4 separate regions of the Homo sapiens genome follow, and all the other regions are linked to region 3. A link is a contact called in ENCODE Hi-C or POLR2A ChIA-PET data. All regions are on one chromosome and are shown on one strand. Each heading gives the region's core, a stretch centred on a gene start or an enhancer-like site at or near the end of the contact. The rest is flanking DNA. Distances are from core to core; before and after follow the strand shown. Region 1 holds the start of H3-3B (H3.3 histone B). Region 2 holds the start of MRPL58 (mitochondrial ribosomal protein L58). Region 3 overlaps GRB2 (growth factor receptor bound protein 2). Region 4 holds the start of WBP2 (WW domain binding protein 2).

Region 1 (3,393 bases), core at 609-3,108, 440 kb before region 3:
AGCCTGGCAGCAGAGCAAGAGTCCGTCTCAAAAAAAAAAAAAAAAAAATTAAGAAGGCTGAAATAATAACAGGAATTTGATACCAGAGATTGAGATGAAGCTGAGCTAGTTTTTCAAAGTGTGCATTTTTTTCTCATTGTTTGATACTTGACCACTGGTGTGACAAGTCAATATTGAGGTATTTGTACTTACGTACTGTAATTCTCTGAAGGTCAGGCATGGTGGCTCATGCCTGTAATCCTAGCACTTTGGGAGGCTGGGGCAGAAGGATTGCTTGAGTCCAGGAGGTCAAAACTGCAGTGAGCCGTGGTCACTGCACCACTGCACTCTAGCATGGGTGACTGGGCAAGACCCCACTTCAAAAAAAAAAAAAATTACCGGCCAGGGGCGGTGGCCCATGCCTGTAATCCCAGCACTTTGGGAGGCCAAGGCGGGTGGATCACAAGGTCAGGAGATCAAGACCATCTTGGCTAACACGGTGAAACCCCGTCTCTACTAAAAATACAAAAAAATTAGCCGGGCGTGGTGGCAGGCGCCTGTAGTCCCAGCTACTCGGAGGCTGAGTCAGGAGAATGGTGTGAACCCAGGAGGCGGAGCTTGCAGTGAGCTGAGATCGTGCCACTGCACACCAGCCTGGGCGACAGAGTCAGACTCCGTCTCAAAAAAAAAAATTAATTTAGTTGAAACCTATGCATACCTGTATCTGCTACTTTTTCTTTTAATAGTTTAGAATATTTGCTGGACCAGCATCAGAACTATAGAGTAGAATGCCCAAGGCTCTATTTCAATTTTCTGGGCTTTGCTTGGCTAGTCTTAACCTTAAGCCTGCTATGGTATTTTATATACTTGAGGCAACTGAAGAACTGACTATTACAATCTACCCAAGACATTTACTTAGGCAAAGGTAGGGATTAGCATATTTACACATTTGTCATGTTTCTTCAGAAGTAATACCTGCCAGGATATGCTATTAAACAAAAGGGCACATATCTAGTTTAGTTATCTTTTGTTTATTCTTTATGGACATGCAAATACTATAGTAGGACTATTTACTTTCTAGCTGTAGTCATTTCATTCACTTGAAGTACATAATTCAAGTAACATGTTGCTTAGTAAGTTACCTCTTGTTTAAGCATATGGAAATCAAAAAATATTTTGTGACACCTTAAAAACATACAAAACAGTTCCTCTAAAATAATTTATTAACATGTTTATTTGTATTTATTATTTACCCCTTCCCACCCCACCAAGAGACCTGCTTTTTGTTAAAAATGTATGTGCATGATATATGAAATACTTGATAATATAACATGATTTACTGAATTCTAATTCTCACACTACGCACTTAACTATCAAAATATTATGAAAGGTAAATAATCCAGGGAACACATTTTATTTTACATCGGAAAATATTTACAAAAATTTTGTTAAAGTAGCCTCTCTGGGTGCATAGCATTCGCTTGATGCCTGTGAGTTTAGACTCCTGCTCATTCTGATAGAGACCAATGCAATTCATTTGCATTGACTTTCTATTGCAGAGCTTTGGAACCAAGGGAAGGATCCAAACATAGCTCCATTTTATCCAATCAGAAGGGCCGCTTAGTGCTAAACTCTGATTCGTCCATTCCTCTTTGCATCCATCCAATCATTAGGCCACTTTAACAGCCAATCAGCGGCGTAGATATGCACCAATCATGGAACAGTGCCGAAGCACGGCCTTTGTGTCGGGGGATGTCAGCGCGTCGGCGAAAGCGCCCACCAATAGAAAAAGTCGTTGGTGTATGCAAATAAGGGTTCTATGACGCAGAGACGCAGCGTGAAGCGTGCCTATAAAAACGGAGGCGACGCGGGGGCTTGGAGCGCAGAGCGGTTTGGTCGTTCGTTGGGCGGTGCTGGTTTTTCGCTCGTCGACTGCGGCTCTTCCTCGGGCAGCGGAAGCGGCGCGGCGGTCGGAGAAGTGGCCTAAAACTTCGGCGTTGGGTAGGCGTTCGTAGGTTTACCCGCGGCTTCAGGTTCTGCCAACCGTTGGCGCCGCGCGCCGCGGCCGTTGGGAGCCGAGCGGCGGGGGCTGCTCGGGCCGCTGGCGTCGGGTCGGGTATGGGGCCGGGAGGTTTCCCCTTGGGGCTTTGTTCCGGAACTGTGTCCCCGCCTTTTCCCGGCGGTGATTCAGAGGTCCCGACGCCGGGTTCCGGGCAGTCGGGCCTCCGCCCGTCGAGGAAGGGAAGTGACTCCTCCCCGCGCTCCCCCTCCCGGGGGAGGCTGCCGCTCCTCGCAGCCTGAGTCATTAGGGGAGGGGGAGGAGGTTGGCGGCCCTCGGCCATCTGCTGCCGCGAGGTGGGGCGCGGGGAGGCGGGAGGCCCGGCGGTGGGGCCAGGATCTGTTCCTCCCCCCGCAGCCCTGGGGGGCGGCCCGGGTGAGCGCGGCGGCCTTATCTTCGGGGCGTCTTTCTTAGGTGAAAGAAAATGGCCCGAACCAAGCAGACTGCTCGTAAGTCCACCGGTGGGAAAGCCCCCCGCAAACAGCTGGCCACGAAAGCCGCCAGGAAAAGCGCTCCCTCTACCGGCGGGGTGAAGAAGCCTCATCGCTACAGGTAGGTCGGGCGGGGGAACAATGGCCCGGCGGTGGCCGGCTTTGTGCGGCAGCGTCCGCTCACTCCTCCCCTGCTCGCTGCAGGCCCGGGACCGTGGCGCTTCGAGAGATTCGTCGTTATCAGAAGTCGACCGAGCTGCTCATCCGGAAGCTGCCCTTCCAGAGGTTGGTGAGGGAGATCGCGCAGGATTTCAAAACCGACCTGAGGTTTCAGAGCGCAGCCATCGGTGCGCTGCAGGTAAGACAAAGGCCTGGAGCCGGGGGAGGGCTGGGCGGTTTCCGCTCCCCGAGTGGGATTAATAGTGCGGCTCTCGTCCTCAACAGGAGGCTAGCGAAGCGTACCTGGTGGGTCTGTTCGAAGATACCAACCTGTGTGCCATCCACGCTAAGAGAGTCACCATCATGCCCAAAGACATCCAGTTGGCTCGCCGGATACGGGGAGAGAGAGCTTAAGTGAAGGCAGTTTTTATGGCGTTTTGTAGTAAATTCTGTAAAATACTTTGGTTTAATTTGTGACTTTTTTTGTAAGAAATTGTTTATAATATGTTGCATTTGTACTTAAGTCATTCCATCTTTCACTCAGGATGAATGCGAAAAGTGACTGTTCACAGACCTCAGTGATGTGAGCACTGTTGCTCAGGAGTGACAAGTTGCTAATATGCAGAAGGGATGGGTGATACTTCTTGCTTCTCATGATGCATGTTTCTGTATGTTAATGACTTGTTGGGTAGCTATTAAGGTACTAGAGTTGATAAATGTGTACAGGGTCCTTTTGCAATAAAACTGGTTATGACTTGATCCAAG
Region 2 (3,152 bases), core at 161-2,660, 330 kb after region 3:
ATTCTCATGACTCCTACTGCTTCCACCCTGCTTATCATCTCTTGCCCTACATTGCAATCTCCTTACTTGTCTCCCTGATCTTGGCATCCTCTATCTGTTCTCTGTAAGGCTCTCTGAGTGATCCTTGTAAAACTAAGATAATTCCATTCTGCTTCAAGCTCTCCAATAGGTCTCCCTTGCGTTCAGAGGAAAGGCTGGAGGCCATTAAGTCCTAGTAACAGGCCTTTCCCCAGCCATCCCTCTCTTTGGCTTTGTCTCCTGACCCCTGCTGAGCCACACCTGGGGATTGCTACTGCCTTCAGGTTATTGCACTTTCTCTTCCCTCTGCCTAGGATGCTCATCCGCCCCCTATTCTCATGACTTGCTGTCTGGCTTCTTCCAGGTCGTTATTCAAATGCCACCTCATTGACAGCGTTCCTAGACAATCCTACTTAAAATTGCAACCCTACTTCCTACCTCTGGCACTACTTCTTCCTTCTTGGCTTTATTTTCTGCAAAGTACTACCTCACACATTCTATATTAGTCATTTACTTACTGCTTGTCTCCCTCCACTAGAACATAAGCTCCACAAGCTTTAGAATTTCAATTTTGTTTGCTACTCCATCCCCTAGCCTAGCACAGCTTTTGTTGAGTGAGTGAGTGAATTAATGAACAAATGAATGGATATTCTTTTCCAGTCCTGTAAGTGGAAGCTCAATGGGTTTGGGTGGGTCTTATCTCTCTTGCTCCGGGGCTTGATTCAATGCCTGCACACAGCTGGCTAAATAAATGCATCCTGAAGGAACGACAGAGAAGCTGTTTTATTCGCGCGTCCTGGGGTTACTAGAGACAATGGACACTGTAACGTCCCAAAGGGTAGCAAACAACTTGGCAGCCTCTTGCCTTTATTGTCCGCCTTGGAGGGCCAGAATGCCCGTATTTCCCCTTGGGACTGGAATTTGGTCTTGAGGGCCAAGGACACGAACGTAGAAAAGCTGGCAGCCTTGAAAGAAGCATACCCAGCCGGCCTTCCGGGCTCCTGCACATCTCGCGCTACAGCGAGCACCCCACTCCCGGCCAGGTTAGCGCAGACAGCCAGCCCCCTCCCGCGGCGACCATCACGTAGCCCCCCGACGTAGCTCCACATCCGGCCAATGGGCCTGGGGTTCCTAACGTCACCCAGCAGCCTGACAAAACGCCCCTTCCGTCCAGTCCTTCCCGGCTCACCGGGACCCTCCAGGCGGTGTCCGAGCCCTGAGATTCGGGGTAGAGCTTGTCCAGGCTGTAGATGCTCTTGAACTCAGTGCCGTCTTTCTGCTTGTGCAGCGCCCGGCGTGGGCACCGTGCGGGCGGTGGGAGCAGCCAGACTCCGGCTCGGCTCAGGCCCCAGCGCAGGCACCTGGTGGCCGCCATGCTCAGGTCTTGCGACTGCTTCCGGCGGGCGCTTCCTCCCCGCGGTCCGCAAACTCGAGCCGCCCTCGAGCTTTGGTTCCGCGCAGTTTCTAGGTCCCGCCGAGGGGAGGCGGCAAACTGGGGTCCCGCCGATGCTTTCTGGCCGGCCGCCTCCGGGAGGCCTGGTTGGCTGGGGAAGACGGTGGCCAGAGAGCGAGCTGCTACCGGAAGAGTGCCCCGATCTTGTGGCCCCCAGAAACACCACTTCTCTCCTTTCAGAGTCCGTGCCCTCCGCCTGGACCGCCCACTGCCCAATTCAAACAGCAGCGAGGCCTGCCCGGCCAGCCTGGGGCATCTCCCGCCCCGCGCTTCCCAGCCCCTTTACTCTGCTCTAATTTATCTTTTTTCTCTTCCTTTACAAAAATCACTCAGTCCTAATTGTCTAATTGCTGTCTCCTAGCCGGAATGTGAGCTCCAGGAGGGCACCGGCTCACTGGTATATCCCCAGCACCCAGAACATGGCACATCGTGGGCACCCCATGAGTACTGATAAAATGAATTCTGTAGGAATGTACTTTTGAAAGTTGGGTTCTGGTAGAGCTGAGTTTTAGGAACGCCAGGCTCTTTTTACAAGGCAGCCTATGAGCAAATTCCCCGCTGAGCACGTGTGTGTACTGGCTTATACCCAGCAGCTCTGCAGGACAAATACCAGATGGGAGGAGAAGGCAGGCCACCGAAAGAAATGTTTGCAAAACCTGGAACATCGTCCCCCGCCCTTCAGCTTTATGGAGCAAGATGATGCTTTCTTCCAGCCAGGAGAGAGGGGGTCCCTCGGGAGGTAGGGAGAGAATTCAGAGAACTGCCAGCTAACTAGAACCCTTTCATAGCGCTGGTAAGGGATGAACTACAGACAAGTTCCAATTCTGAAAAAGGTTCACAGTAGAGCAAGCAGTGTTTGAAAACAGCTAAACCTTAGTTAAGTTACTGTGTTGAGAGGCTATGTGGTAAATGGAAACAAAGCTAAATAAATGTTCATAATTATTAGTAATGCTAGCGATTGTTTCTTAATGAAGAGTTCTATTTTTAGGAACAAGCATAATTATCTAGAAAAATGTGCCCCCGGGGATGCTGGCTGATTGAAACAGGAGATTGTCATCACACCAAGCTTTTACCATCTCCGCATTATGGCTACAGCAAATCTTTAAGAAGGAATAAACCACTTTCTAAGCACTGGCTTTATAAGCTCAGACTAGAAAGGGGTGACAATTGACATATCTCGGGCTCTATCTCGGGTTGGGAGGAGAGTCTCCTGGGTCCCGCGCTGTTTGACTTAGTCCCAAGACCTCAAAGGGAATAGACGCATCTCTATGGCAACTGGAATAAGCTGCTCAGAGGAGCAAAACCAGGCATTCACTCAGGTCGGGGGCTAAGGGGTTATGAGTAATAAAGTCAGAACCTTTCCATGACATCATTGCTCTGAGGCTGGGCTCCAGCTCTGCACCTGACCCAAGGCAATAGGAAAAGGAAGCTGCAGGTTTCCATGGCCCCAAATAAACACAGCCTGCTTGGGCCATCTGGTGGCCTGGATTCTGGGAGAGGAGGTGGGTAGAGGAGAGAATGAGGCAAGCCGCCCTGGGGTGGAGAGAGGAGCAGCTGGCAAGCTCCTCTTACCTGCTGCTGCCGTGAACTATCCAGAATGGGGGCCCTGGGAGAAAGGCCAGAAAGGGGCCACCTGTTCTCCCAAAAAGATGGGCACTAAAGGCTGAGGCCAGTCTTCCCT
Region 3 (3,392 bases), core at 634-3,133:
AACATATAAGCTTGAGCTTCTTAATTTGCATACTGTGGTCTTCTGCCAGACCACCCACAGGAGAGCCTTTGATCTCCCTTCAAATGTCACTGGCTTGGGGAGGCTTTCTCAGGCAGCCCCCACCCCGAGACTAGTTTAGGTCCCTGTGTTTTCTGCTCCCTGACCCTGTCCACTAGCTTGAATCCACATTTGCAGTTTGTATTGTCATTACCTGTTGAACTCTCTGCATTCGCCTCCACCCTGGGGGTGGGGGTGGGGGTGGGGGTAGGGACTTGCCACTCTACCCCAGTTCCTCTTCCTCTGTCATGTGATTATAACAAGCCTTTCCCGATTTGGAACTAGATTAACTGCTTCAGAAGTAGAAAATGCATTTGGAACTAGCTTTTTGAGTTGGAAATTAACGGTGTCCTGGTGGGAGGACCCCAGCCTTGAGTTTTTCAGTCCTGTATCCTTATGCACACGTTGGTGAATAGTTCTGTGACCAACATTGCTTTTTCTTCTTTCAATAACATCCTCTGAGGTGGCTCTTGGGTCACAGAACGACTGAAAATCGATCAGTCCTTTCATTGACCCCTTGAATCATAGTCTTACGTGGAATTAAATAAACTCTGTTGTCGGGCGGGGTGCGGTGGTTCACGCCTGTAATCCCACAACTTTGGGAGGCTGAGGTTGGCGGATCACGAGGTCAGGAGATCGAGACCATCCTGGCTAACACGGTGAAACCCCGTCTCTACTAAAAATACAAAAAAAATTAGCCAGGCGTGGTGGCGGGCGCCTGTAGTCCCAGCTACTCAGGAGGCTGAGGCAGGAGAATGGGATGAACCCAGGAGCGGAGGTTGCAGTGAGCCGAGATTGCGCCACTGCACTCCAGCCTGGGGGACAGAGCAAGACTCCATCTCAAAAATAATAATAATAAATAAAATTTAAAAAAAAACCTCTGTTGTCATTAATTTTCAGGGTAGAGGTTTGAGCTCCTGTTTTCTGCTTTATGCTGAGGCAGTGGGAAGTGAGTGGAGACCTTAGAGGGTGGAACTGACACACAGGAGCGGGTTTGCCTGTTAGCATCACAAAACATGAGTAACAGCTGCTCCCCCAGGCGGGGGGGTTGGGAGGGGGTGTGGGGGGTTGGGGAGGCTTTGTGTTTTATTTTTTGAAGAGAGGAGTGTAGGATTTCATGTAAGATTAAAAGCCTCCTTCTGTTAGTGAAAGGATGAAAAGGACAGTTGCTAAATATGTGTCATTAAAGTAAAGAATTAGCTACAGTTGAGGCCGAGCGCGGTGGCTCAACACCTGTAAATCCTGGCACTTTGGGAGGCCGAGGCGGGCAGATCACTTGAACTCAGGAGTTCAACACCAGCCTGGCCAACTTGATGAAACCCTGTCTGTACTGAAAATATAGAAATTAGCCAGCTTGGTGGCAGGCACCTGTAATCCCAGCTACTCAGGAGGTTGAGGCAGGAGAATCGCTTGAACCCGGGAGGTGGAGGTTGCAGTGAGCTGAGATCACGCCATTGCACTCCAGCCTGGGCAACAAAAGCAAGACTCTGTCTGAAAAAAAAAAAAAAAAATTAGCTACAGTTGAGGTTATTTAGGTTATTTCCAGTTAGAAGTTCTGATACCATTAATAAATATTTTACCTTTAAGCTAAAAGAAGCTTAACCAGTGTTTTAGTTAATAGCAGCCAAACAACAATCTGTCTACTTGCAGAGTCTGCCATGTTCCTTCTACTCACAGTCCACACAGACTAAGCAGAGCTAAAGATGCAGACAGGGAATAACCAAGTTCACACTTCATCTAGGATGTTTTCCTGATACCCCCTAACCTGGAGTTAAGTCATCGTCTTTGGTGTTTGGAAGTCAGATGTTTTCTATTGAATTGATGCCTACATAGTACCCATAACTCCCCACTCCTGACATTCGTCACACTGTGATGCACCTGGCAGCTTTCTAGTCCCCTAAGCTCCTTGGGAAGGGTATCCATTTTATCCTCAGTTCACCTAGCCCAGGGCTTGGTGTTTGTCTAGTACAGGTCATCATATGATTGTTGAATTTTTCAAATACACAGATTTTTCTTGAAACCTCTTGATCTCTGTGTTGGTCTCTTCCTGCCCCCTCCCTTCCTCTCCTTTCTTCTCCCTGCTCGTGCAGTTGAAATTCTGACATTCCAAGAGCATTTCAGCTCCACCAAATAGGACTTCCACATGTCACAAAACGCAAGACAGTTATTTTGAATGGAAACTTTTTGTACCCCTTTGGTAGAAGTTTATTTTGGGGTTTGTCTATGCATTTAGGTTTCACTGCCTCCAGATTTATCTGGGTGGAGTAATATCACATAAGTGTGAACTACCTTCCTGTTTTGTTAAAAATATCAAGAGCAATTTCTCTTGATGATAAGAGGTCAACTGAAGAGGTTGATGAGCATATCCTAGTTATCTTTTGAACTAAAATATTTCTCAGAGAAAGAAATATCCTGTAATTTGGTTAGTCGTCTTAATTGTTCATCTTCTAACATGTATGAACATTATAAAGAAACTTTTTTAATACATGAATAGTCCTGGTCTCTTAATGTGATCATTTTTCTCCATCAGCCTAGTTGCTGGTCAGTGGGTGAATCAAAAAATCCAAGGTCTTGCAGACTGTTCCATAAAAATTTTGCTGGCAGAGTTGTAGCTATTAAAATTAGCACCCTGCAAAAGTCTGTCACAAGTCAGACAGGCAGACCGAATCAGAATTAGACATCACATTGCCAGGAAGCGCTCCATCCTGAGAGGGATTAATAGGACATGTGTAGAAACAGACTTACACCTCCTCTCTCCCTGGTCCAGCCCCCTTTATCCCTGTCATACTGAAAGTTCCCTGCTCTACCCACCCACCCCCACTCCTTCCCAATCTTATACCTTTTTTTTTTTTTTGAGACAAGGTTTCTCTCTGTCACCCAGGCCGGAGTGCAATGGTGCAATCACAGGTCACTGCAGGCCTCGACCTCCCAGGCTCAAGCAATCCTCCCACCTCAGCCTCCTGAGTAGTTGGGACTGTATGTGCACACCACCATGCCAGGCTAATTGTTGAATATTTTGTAGAGACAGGGTCTCCCTGTACCCTCTAGGCTGGACTCAAACTCCAAGGCTCAAGGCATCCTCCCGCCTTGGCTTCCTGGAGTGCTGAAATTTTACAGGCGTGAGCCACTGCACCCAGCCTACTTAGACAAAGAAGTAGGTGGCCTTGTGGAAAGGTACTCCACATGGCCTTTAGGCAGGGTGCTTACGTTACAGGAAGACTGATTGTTTAATTCTCTTACCTCCTTTACCTCTCCTTGCTTGGATCAACAAACTCATGGCAGTCTTTCTAGGATCTATTTAAGAGGTTCTTGTTTATCACCAAGAATGTATAAAT
Region 4 (3,481 bases), core at 614-3,113, 510 kb before region 3:
TTTATTTATTTTTATTTTATTTTATTTTGAGATGGAGTCTCACTCTGTCACCCAGGCTGGAGTGCAGTGGCGCAATCTCAGATCACTGCAAGCTCTGCCTCCCGGGTTCACGCCATTCTCCTGCCTCAGCCTCCCAAGTAGCTGGGACTACAGCCGCCCGCCACCACGTCCGGCTAATTTTTTTTTTTTTTTTGTATTTTTAATAAGGGGTTTCACTCTGTTAGCCAGGATGGTCTCGATCTCCTGACCTCGTGATCCGCCCGCCTCGGCCTCCCAGAGTGCTGGGATTACAGGCGTGAGCCACGCGCCCGGCCTAAATTTATATTTTAAACGCACATAGGAAAAAAAAATTAAACAGTACCAAAGAGTACAATGCATACTGACATACCGAGTCACCAATCCACCCCAAATTCCTAGACCCATGTCTCAAAAATGCCACAGACATTTTCTGATGGATCTTTGCAAAAATTTTCTATCTAGATCCTATTTTTTATACAAATACAACTATATGTATACAGCATTCTGTGCTTAATAACCCTTGATGATCTTCCCATATCAGCACATAGTCTGACTTAATTCTTTTTAAAGACTGCAGAGATTGCAGGCGCCAAAATACATCTAACCATTGGGGCAGATTTCATTATGACTATCCTTAACCCACTGTACTTGTCCCGCAAGGTCCAACCTGGTATTGCACAGGACCTCACAGAACGCTGCTGTTTCCTGATCTTTTCTAGTGAGGCAGCTTTGTTTCTTCACATAGGAGACCTCCCTGGAAAGCGAAGTCAAGCAGGTGGATCTAGAGGTTGGCCACCACAGTCAGGAAAGCAGCTGTCTACTGAAAAGCAAACTCTAATTCCTTAACATTAACGAGTACCGGAACTACCACGTGGGAAGTGCAGCCCCCTCTCTCCGCCTCACGGATTCAGCTCGGAGGTGCAGGGGTTTGGTGGGGGGCGGTTAGGGAATGACAGCTGCCCCGTGGAGGACGCCCAGGGCTGGGTCACGAGCTGACAGGAGTCAGCCTTATTCTGTAAATCCTAGTTATCAGGATGCCGGTTTCGCGCCGTGCCCAGTCCCACTCAGCCTTCAGTCTTCCGGCCGGGACCCCGCTGGGCGCTAAGGGGGGAGCGGCGCCACCGCGAGGCCGGAGAGGGGGCTGCGAGGGGCGCCCGGCCGGCCTGCGAACGTGGTGGGAGCCAGGCGGGGCACACGGCCTCCCCTTCCCATGAGGGACTCTCCCCGCCCCCCGGGCTCAGCGCTGGGAGTGGTGAGATGGATGGCGGGGTGATCCGACGCCGCCAGCCCACCGCGTCCCCAAGAGCCGGGGCCTCCGGCTCAGCTAAACGCCCCAGAGTCACGCATGCGCCCCATAAACGTCTGCTGAGTGAACGAAAGCTCCCCATCCACAAGGGGACAGCTCGGCGCTCCCACGCCATGTCCAGGTCGCATTCGACCAGCAGGACTTCCCTTAACGCGCTGCCGGAGTCCCCAAGATCGCGCCCCTGCCAGGAGCGGAACTGTTTATTTCCGTCCGGCTGAAGAGGCGGGGTGGGGATGGCACAAGCCGATTGGTTACGCAAAATGTGGAACCAATTCAGGCCTATGATCCAGGAGACTACAAGTTCCAGAATGCATCCTTCCTCCAGCATAGGGACAGGCCGAGGCTGCGGGGGCGTTGCCTGCTGGGAATTGTAGTCTTCATCTTGTTTGTTGCGCAGGAGGAACTGGAAGGAGGGAGTAAACTATTACCACGTGACGTTCGGGTCAGGTGTTTGGGCCAGCCTCCGCACTCGAGCTTTGATTGGCTGACTCTAATAAGAAGACGCCACTAGGGGCGGGGCGAAGAGGGGCGCAAGCTCATTGCGTTTTGAGTCTCGGGACCCCTGTTGGAGAGACTATGGCGCTCAACAAGAATCACTCGGAGGGCGGCGGAGTGATCGTCAATAACACCGAGAGGTGAAAACACTGCGGAAGGATCCTGGAGGACCAAAGTTCGGGTGTCGAGGAAGTGGGCGGTGGGTGGTGGGTGGTGGGGAATAAGCCCCTGAAGAGGGAGCACTGATGGAGTGAGGTTGGTGGGGAACGGCTGGGGGCGGGGTTGGAGGAAGGTGGGTGGGCCGTGGGGGAGAGCCCGGGAGGTTGTGATCAGCTGGGAGGCGGGGGTGGGACGTCTGCATGGGGACCTGGTATGGGGCCCCCGGTGGGGCCTAGGGGTGATTCTTGAACCCCTTCCCAGACTTGTGATTTCAGTAGCTGGGAGGAGCCCCAAACAAAAATAATTGTCACTTATTGGATGTCTACAACGTTACTACGTGTCAGGCTCTGCGCCTTTTCTACCTTATTTAATAAATTCTGTGCAGTATAATCTACTACTGTCCACATTTCACAGGTAGGGAAAGTGGAGGGCAGAAAGGTTAAGTAACTTGCCCGAGATCGCAACTGTGTAAGTAACAGAGGTGGTAATTCCAGGAAAGGAGTCTTGACTCCAAAGTTAATAGGATTAACCACCAGCATACAGGCTTCCAGTATGTTCCAGAACTGTTCAGGTTCCCGGTAAAAAACTGAGGTCCCAGAGGTGAAATTAAACAGATGACGTTTGTCAGGTGTCTAACAGTTCCTGGCACTGTGTGGGTCCGTAGTCATTCCCTTGCCTCTCTCTTGAATGCCTGTTGGTTTGGGTCACCTCGGAAGGCAGAGCTCTCCTAATTCAAGGTTCTTTCCACTCCATCCTCCCCACCCCTTGCTCATTGCATCCTGTCTCTCCTCCAGTCTCTGCCAAGAGAAGCCTTAAATGGCCTCTGTCTCCTTTTGTTCCTTGGGTATTGAAAATCAGACCAGCCAGCCCTGGGTTGAACTATGCCGACCCTGAATTGCCTCTTGAAGGCAGAAGGAGCTTAGGAGGCACCTGAGTCCCCAAAGGAGACATCGTGGAGTCAGAGCCCTGTACCCAGCTAAGGCCAGCATCCAGCTGCCCTGTGACTTGGGAATGTTTGATGAGTCAGAGGAAAATGCCTAGAGTGACCCAGCATGCTCACTTTCCCTCTATCTTACCCGCTCAGAGTTTCATGGGCCCAGCCTGTTGCTGGTAATTCCTTCTTTTCTCTGAGCAGTACTTCTCTTCTCTTTTTTTTTTTTTTTTTTTTTTTTTTTTAGATGGAGGCTTGCTCTGTCGCCCAGGCTGGAGTGCAGTGGCACGATCTCAGCTCACTGCAACCTCCGCCTCCTGGGTTCAAGCGATTATCCTGCCTCAGCCTCCCCAGTAGTTGGCATTACAGGCACCCGCCACTACACCCAGCTAATTTTTTGTATTTTTAGTAGACATAGGGTTTCACCATGTTGGGCAGGCTGGTCTCGAACTCCTGACCTCGTGATCCACCCTCCTCGGCCTCCCAAAGTATTGGGATTACAGGAGTGAGCCACCGCGCCCAGCCATTTTCCTTTGCTTATACCAGTTGTTTCCCACTTACCCTTCCCCAGT

Evidence for each region. Hi-C counts contacts between places; a loop is a spot of excess contacts on that map. ChIA-PET counts read pairs that join two places held with the same protein, here RNA polymerase II (POLR2A). Pooled maps may share reads with other maps.
Region 1: a pooled map shows a loop between it and region 3 (6-fold over the local background). The contact joins the promoter of H3-3B here to the enhancer-like site in region 3. A Hi-C loop is called at or near these places in 2 of 50 pooled maps. POLR2A ChIA-PET finds 5 or more read pairs at or near these places in 6 of 52 experiments (A549, GM12878, HEK293 and 3 more).
Region 2: a loop to region 3 is called in a pooled map, with 5 times the contacts of the local background. The contact joins the promoter of MRPL58 here to the enhancer-like site in region 3. A Hi-C loop is called at or near these places in 2 of 50 pooled maps. POLR2A ChIA-PET finds 5 or more read pairs at or near these places in 6 of 52 experiments (CD8-positive, alpha-beta memory T cell, H1, Panc1 and 3 more).
Region 4: a pooled map shows a loop between it and region 3 (2.7-fold over the local background). The contact joins the promoter of WBP2 here to the enhancer-like site in region 3. A Hi-C loop is called at or near these places in 2 of 50 pooled maps. POLR2A ChIA-PET finds 5 or more read pairs at or near these places in 4 of 52 experiments (HEK293, OCI-LY7, activated B cell and 1 more).

What each region holds. Positions count from the first base shown.
Region 1 is chr17:75,778,244-75,781,636 of GRCh38, reverse strand. H3-3B (H3.3 histone B) reads left to right here and starts at 1,858. Exons shown (of 4, transcript NM_005324.5): 1 at 1,858-1,980; 2 at 2,453-2,590; 3 at 2,674-2,827; 4 at 2,914-3,393. The coding sequence starts at 2,463. The coding sequence ends at 3,042. RefSeq lists a silencer at 2,268-2,537 and an enhancer at 2,166-2,770.
Region 2 is chr17:75,010,928-75,014,079 of GRCh38, reverse strand. MRPL58 (mitochondrial ribosomal protein L58) reads right to left here and starts at 1,410. Exons shown (of 6, transcript NM_001545.3): 1 at 1,208-1,410. The coding sequence starts at 1,393. RefSeq lists enhancers at 400-1,082, 1,103-1,182, 1,233-1,542, 1,083-1,766, 1,633-1,782 and a silencer at 1,435-1,617.
Region 3 is chr17:75,342,569-75,345,960 of GRCh38, reverse strand. The region is part of intron 2 of GRB2 (growth factor receptor bound protein 2); the gene reads left to right. Among named protein-coding and RNA genes, the nearest start is that of SLC25A19, 55 kb to the right of the region's middle. RefSeq lists enhancers at 270-549, 1-915. Within about 2 kb of position 1,883, at least 6 of the 41 ENCODE cell types and tissues checked have a DNase peak (open chromatin) inside an H3K27ac peak, as active enhancers do; they include GM12878 and OCI-LY7, where a contact is called at or near this core.
Region 4 is chr17:75,853,717-75,857,197 of GRCh38, reverse strand. It overlaps WBP2 (WW domain binding protein 2), which reads left to right and starts at 1,863. Exons shown (of 8, transcript NM_012478.4): 1 at 1,863-1,959. The coding sequence starts at 1,901. RefSeq lists enhancers at 244-1,039, 1,648-1,777 and a silencer at 1,108-1,277.